Regions from separate parts of the Homo sapiens genome. Here region 2 is linked to region 1. Evidence: chromatin contacts called from ENCODE Hi-C data. All regions are on one chromosome and are shown on one strand. The core of a region is the stretch at or near the end of the contact, and the rest is flanking DNA. Distances in the headings are between cores, read along the strand shown. Region 1 holds the start of ZNF548 (zinc finger protein 548). Region 2 holds the start of ZNF837 (zinc finger protein 837).

Region 1 (3,449 bases), core at 936-3,435:
TCACCTGAGGTCAGGAGTTCAAGACCAGCCTGGCCAACATGGTGAAACCCCGTCTCTACTAAAAATACAAAAAATTAGCTGGGCGTGGTGGTGGGCACCTGTAATCCCAGCTACTTGGGAGGCTGAGGCAGCAGAATTGCTTGAACTAACCTGGGAGGTGGAGGTTGCAGTGAGCCGAGATCGCGCCACTGCACTCCAGCCTGGGCGACGGAGCGAGACTCCATTTCAAAAAAAAAAAAAAAAAAAAAACAGTAAGCACAGGGCAGACATTTTTCAAAAAGAAGACACATAAATCGCAAGCAGGCATATAAAAAAATGCTCAACATCATTAATCATCAGACAAATTCAAATTAAAACCACAGTATCTCCTTACACCAGTCAGAATGGCTATCATTTAAATGTCAAAAAACAACTGATGTTGCCCAGGATATGGAGAAGAGAAAAAGGTTACACACTGTTGGTGAGAATGTAAATAAGTACAACCTCAATGGAAAACAGTATGAAGATTTTTCAAATAACTGAAAATAGAACTGCCATTAAATCCACCAATTCCACTACTGGGCATCTACCCAAAGGAAAATAAATCATTACATTAAAAAAAACATGTATTTTTATCACAGCACTATTCACAATAGCAAAGATAGGGAATTAACCAATTATCCATCAATGTATGACTGGGTAAAGAAAATGTGGCATATATATACACAAGGTAATACCACTAGGCCACAAAAAAAAAAAAAAGCATGAAACTATGTCTTTTACAGCAATGTGGATGGAACTGGAGGCCATTATTAAATGAAACAACTCAGAAACAGAAAGTCAAATACCAAATGTTCTCACTTACAAGTGGAAGCTGAATAATGTGTACACATGGACAAAGAGTGTGGAATGACAAACATTGGAGACTCCAAACAGGTAGAAGGATGAGACGAAGATGAGTGATGAAAAATTACTTAATGGATACAATGTACATTATTCAGGCGATGGATACATTAAAAGCCCAGACTTGACCACTATGCAAATATATCCATATAACAAAACTGCACTTGACTCCTTAAATTTATGCAAACAAACAAACAAAAAAAACCCGAGACCGACCTACTCAATCTGATCCTCAGACCATTCTCTGGCCCAGTCCAAGCCCTCCATCCGTCTGGTATCGCCAACCCAATCCCCTTCCTCAGACTCCACACCTTTATGTCCACCTGTCTGTGTGACATATCCATCTTGAGACATTTGAGAATCACCATGTCCAAAATCCAACCTGTGATCTTCTCCCGGAAATCTGCTCTTTATGCTGACTTCCCCAACTCCATTCTTCCAAACGTTCAAACAGAAAACAAAAAACAAAACAAACACTTGAAACGGTTCTTCACTGCCTTTGTTCAGACATAACTGAAGCACCAGGAAAACCTACGGGCCCTATCTTTCAGGCCTATGAAGAATCTCATCACATCTCCCTCTACTGTCACTGGTCCAGCCCCAACCATAATTCTCCTGGGTCTACTGCAGTGGCCTCAGGGCCTTTTCGCGTCTCCCTGTGTCCATTCCTAACCTGGTTTTCCTAACTTGAAACTTCGAACTCTGGACCTGCCCCCTCCAACTGTCCCTCCCTTGACAACCTTCCATGGTTACTGGCTGCTCAGGTTGCCATTCCAAGCGAGAATTCACAAAACCCTCTCTTTCCCGCAGAAACAACACACACCCCTGACGCCCCAACACAGCCCACTCGGCAGCGCCTCCATGCTCTGAACCTGAGGTCCCTAACGGGAGCTCTGAGGCTGCATCAAATCGGCTGATACGGGGACCCCACACAGGAACGCCCCTCTCTTCGGGACAAGGGGCCTGACCTGCAGGGCCCCTTCAGGGGGCTTCAGCACTGGGAGGACCGGTCGGGCGGGGGAGCCTGGGACGGGACACCCACCTCAGTCAGGTTCATCAGCAAGGCCTCCGCCAGCCCAGCCAGGGAAGAGCGGGGCGGGAGCGACAAAGGCAAGACAAGGACGCCACTGTCCCCAGCGCTTGTCAGTTGACTCACTCCCGCCTCTCCGTGGTGGGAACCGAGCCGCTTCTCGCGCTTTTCCGTTCCGTCACTTCGGTGACGTCAGACAGAGCCATAGGCCGAAGTTGGTGAAACACCACACAGAACCAAAACGACCACCACCAGGAGGACGGCGGAAGTCCCGCCCTCCGACGGTGCGCACGCACGCAAACGTCCCCTTCTAAGCCTTTATTGGGTAAGTCGTGCCGCCGAGAGCTGCAGTGTCTTCTGGGTTATGAAGTTTCGACACCGCTTCCGGACTTGTCTTAGAGCGTTGATCAGTCCTTATATGGCAGATAAAGGCCCAGTGGCACTGTCAGGGGAGCTGGGAAACGGAGTCCCCGACTCCAAAGACAGGAGGGGGCTTGGCTTGCTCTTAAAGGCAACATACGGTATTTTTTTGGATTGTAGTATAGGATATTTACAGAAATGTTAGCAACTTATTACTTAAGACTCTATTAAGCACAGCTAATTCCCAATAACTACAGGTCCAAAGAGACACCCCATACCATAAAGGCAGTCTGCCTCTACTCATGCCTGCCAGCCATATTATTGCTTTTCAAATACACATACAGTTACGCTTTGGCGTCTGTTTAGTAAGCTTCAATATGTTTGGTCCAGAAGAAGAAAGAAAGACTACGCAGTTAGGGCTATGGACTGGAATTTGTAGGAAGGATGACAGGAGACGCTGAAGTAGGTTGAAAGGGTGAAGCTATGCCTCTGGATCAAAGAGAATACATCTTACCTGACTGTAGAGTCAGCGATTGTGTTCCTACGAAGGGTGCAACGCTTTTATTCTAATAATACTTACTACTTCATATCTGAGATATTTTCCATTTATTTTAAGAATCACAATCCTATCTGAAAATGAGAGTGACGACCAAAATGAGTGATTGAGGCATAAGTCACAAATCATGGAGGATTACTGGACCAGCCTAAGGGCACATCCAGAAAAATGTAAGTCACAGAAGCATCTGTGGCTGGTTTTTCCAAAGAGGTTCTTAGGAGGTTTAGTATTTATTATACATTTTCCTTAAAAAGGAAGAGGGGTTGGCAGTGAGACAAATGATTACAGACATGTGAAACTTTAGTTAGTGCCCAGTAAATCTACATTTTACATAAGATAGAGTAAACACGTGAGGGGAAAAGGGAATAAAGAAGATGTCTCAGAGAAGGATGAAGGAATGAATAATCTCATCTTCTCTCTGTTCTGTACCTTGGAAGATAAGCTAGTAGTCTTCTGAAAAGGTTGATTTCTATTTAGCCCTTAGGGAAGAAAACCTAATGATTGTAGTGTGGTAGGGGATATAATGAGGTGTGTCTGATTTCCCGTTCCTCTATAGTGGTGAATTCAGCTTCCAAAGTTATTCTAGGGTTCTCATGGTCAAGAGGGCATCCATTCAGTCAG
Region 2 (3,508 bases), core at 875-3,374, 990 kb before region 1:
CCCATAGCCGGTCCCCTCCAGACAAGTCCCCCGCACCTGTGCCTGCCAAGTGGTTAGGCCTTTCATTGGTGCTTCAAACTCCACTCCAGGGCTGCCAGTCACCCCATGCCAGCCCTGCAGGGACAAGGCCTTTGTGTGGTGGCCAGGCCTGTGGTACCACCAGAATCTTCACTCCAGAGGGAGGCCCTTTCTGTGCCTGGGAGTGGGAAGTTCTTCCACATAGGCTCAAGACTCCTCCAGTAGCAGTGCATCCACAGGTGTGAGAAATCCTACTTGTGTCAGGCCGGGTGCAGTGGCTCATGCCTGAATCCCAGCACTTTGTGAGGCCGAGGCGGGTGGATCATGAGGTCAGGAATTCAAGACCAGCCTGGCCAAGATGGTGAAACCCCATCTCTACTAAAAATACAAAAATTAGCCGGGCGAGGTCGTGGGCACCTATAATCCCAGCTACTCGGGAGGCTGAGGCAGAGAACTGCTTGAACCTGGGAGGCGGAAGTTGCAGTGAGCTGAGATCGCGGCCACTGCACTCCAGCCTGGGCAACAGAGCAAGACTGTCTCAAAAAAGAAAAAAAAAAAGAAATCCCACTTGTGTCCCAATTGGGGCCAGTGGCTGAACCTGTCAGACATCTGCACACCCACACAGAGCCAGCAGCTGCACTCCTTTCTCTGTGACAATTGTCAAGGCCTTCCTGTGCAACTCTCTTCAGCCACCAAGGGACCCACAAGGCGGGCAGCCCTCCAAGTGCCCTTCAGCCTCCTGCTCGCCCTCAATTAGCTTGGTAAGCCCTGAGTTTTGTACTTGGGCAGGGAGATAGACCTCCTGACAAGGCTTTCGATGTGCAGACACCCAAAGGATGGAGAAAGGGAGTGGAACAGTCCCAGCATCCCTGAAGCAGATGCAGTGGAGGCAGAAAGGTGGGGCAAACTGGGTCGTTACATGCAATATATGTGCTGGACTGGCCAACAAAATTAGATGTCCCTATTGAGGGCAGGAGCCACACAATAGATGGGGGCAAGAGCTGGGGGTTACAAATGGGTAGGAGGCGTGACCAGTTCATCCTACCTGGGAGGGCCCGTAGAGTCAGCAACACCCAAAGGGGCTGGGGAGGCTGTGGTTCCCCAATGGGGCCGCACGTGTTAGAATCAACTAGGAGCCGGACTAGGGGCCTGGCGCAGTGGCTCAAGCCTGTACTCCCAGCACTCTGGAAGGCTGAGACACGAGGATCGCTTGAGCCCAGGAGTTCCAGACCAGTCTGGGCAACATATGGAGACCCTATCTCTAAAATAAATAAATAAATAAAAATAAAAAAACTATCCAGGCATGGTGGCTCCCACCTATAGTCCCAGCTATTCGGGAGGGTGAGGTGGGAGGGTCGCTTCAGTACAGGAGTTCGAGACCAGCCTGGGCGACATAGTGGGAGGAGGAAGGGAGGGGGAGAAGGAGGGGGAGGGAGAGAAGAAAGAAAATTAGCCGGGCGTGGTGGCGCGCGCCCCTGTTAACAGCTACTCTGGAGGCTGAAGTAGGAGGATCGCTTGAGCTCAGGAGGTCGAGGCTGCAGTGAACCGTGATGGTGTCACTGCATTAGCCTGGGCGACAGAGCGAGACCCCGTCTCAAAAAAGCAAACCAAAAAAAATACAAAAAAATAGACTTAACTGAGGAGTTTTGACGCGCATATGCTCGGGCCCAGTCCCAGATTCTGATGTTATCGGTCTGACTCGCAACGCGCTCACCAAGACACTTCAGAGCTCCCCAGGTGCTTCCCAGCCCAACTCTCCCACCCGAGGGGAGCCTGCGAACCGCAAGTCGGTTCCGGGTTGGGACCTCTTAGAAATCAGATTGGGAGAGGAGGCTATCAATCATAATCATGACCAGTCACCCGCTTTCACGAGAAGGAATGGGCGGGACCCTACGTCCCCGTCCAGAACGCCGTTTCTTTGGCGACGACTTAGGTCCACGCCCCGCCTTTTAGGTGTAGCCGGCCTCTGTTTCTATGATAACCGAAGCCCAAGCCTCTCCCTACACCGCTTTCTCCGCAGCGTCAAAGCGGGACATGACGGGACTACGTTTCCCAGCAGTCCCCGCGCGGGTTCCCGCCTGCGCTTGCTGTGGCCCGGGTCCCTCAGTGCCGCGGCGGCCCGGAGGTGGCGGGAGGACGGCTCCGCGCTGCATGCGGGGCGGGGACCAGGGACCCGTGCGGGCCGCCTCCAGAGAGTAAGTGGCATTCTGCGCGGACCCGCAACCTCGGCCTGCGAGGCGGGGACCTCCCGGCGCATAGCGCGGCCACCACCCCAGTCCCCTCTCCACCTCCGCGCGCGGGGTCCGGGGCAGAGGCGTGACGCCGCGCACTTCCGGTCCTCGCGCTCCGGGTCCGGACCGGCCACACAGCACTCGCGACCTTGAGTTCCGGGCGGGACGGGCTTCTGTAGTTCTGGCCCCCGCGTTTCCGTGCTGGGTGTCATTGAAGCCCGCGAGGGGAGGCTCCAGGCCCGGGACCCATCCTGGCGGCCTGCGGCTCTCGGAGTCAAGCCCACCTGCTAGCCGAGGCCGACGCCGGCCTCCCTACCGTCTCTGCCCCCGCATCCTGGCCTTTGCACTTTGCTCTTTCCTTGTCTGCAGACCGGTTTCATGCCCCCTCTTCACAGAGGCCCGAAGAATCCGCTGCCTCCCTCCCTGGCGCCCTCGCGCTGCTCCCTGTCTGATGTTCTTCACGTCTTTTTCTCTCTTAAACGGTCTCTTGTTCATTTCTTCTTGTCTGCGGTCCCCTCCTTCACTCACTATTAGAGCAGGATGCAGCACCGTTTGGCCCTGACACAGTGGATGTCCTGCGAGGGTTGAAGCTTGCTAATCCTTGAGGGTGGAGGCACTGTCGGGAGGACAGACACAGAAGGGAGCTGTGCCTGCACTCAGAGGACATTTCTTCTGCTGTACAGTGCATGATGCACTGTTCTTCCCATTGCGTGCACAGTGTAGAATTGGACATAGGGGCTAGAGTCTGTGTCCCCTGGGACTGTCAGTGTGGGTGAGGTTGGTCTGTGGCTCAGAGAGGTGGAGCCACGCTGAGCTGGGCACTAGCCTGTGTCCTCCACACCTCAGAGCCACCAACGTTGACTTCCCTGCACATTCTGTTTTTGTTGTTGTTGTTGTTGTTGTTGTTTTGAGACGGAGTTTCGCTCTTGTTGCCCAGGCTGGAGTGCAGTGGCGCGATCTCGGCTCACTGCAACCTCCGCCTCCCGGGTTCAAGCGATTCTCCAGCCTCAGCCTCCCGAGTAGCTGGGATTACAGGCATGCACCACCGTGCCTGGCGACTTCCCTGCACATTCTCTTGGGCAAATAAGACCTCATTGTGCCGTGTGCAACCTCCATGAGGATGTTGAACCTCACTAGCTTTCCTGTGTGTGCTGTTGCTCTGCAGTTCTGCAGGGCTCAGCCTTGGCCACGTTAACCTCTCAGTCCCCCTAAATTGGTAACTCTGCATCCTGTTCCCAACACCAGAAGCCCTAAGGACA

Evidence for each region. A loop is a pair of places that touch in the nucleus more often than their neighbours do. Pooled maps may share reads with other maps.
Region 2: a loop to region 1 is called in a pooled map, with 8 times the contacts of the local background. The contact joins the promoter of ZNF837 here to the promoter of ZNF548 in region 1. A Hi-C loop is called at or near these places in 1 of 37 single-sample maps with no recorded cell type and 7 of 50 pooled maps.

The regions. Positions count from the first base shown.
Region 1 is chr19:57,388,590-57,392,038 of GRCh38, reverse strand. ZNF548 (zinc finger protein 548) reads right to left here and starts at 2,185. Exons shown (of 4, transcript NM_001172773.2): 1 at 1,925-2,185. The coding sequence starts at 1,939. RefSeq lists enhancers at 1,928-2,407, 2,548-2,627.
Region 2 is chr19:58,379,646-58,383,153 of GRCh38, reverse strand. ZNF837 (zinc finger protein 837) reads left to right here and starts at 2,124. Exons shown (of 3, transcript NM_138466.2): 1 at 2,124-2,213. RefSeq lists a silencer at 1,863-2,372 and enhancers at 2,723-2,782, 2,317-2,858, 2,813-3,042, 2,859-3,400.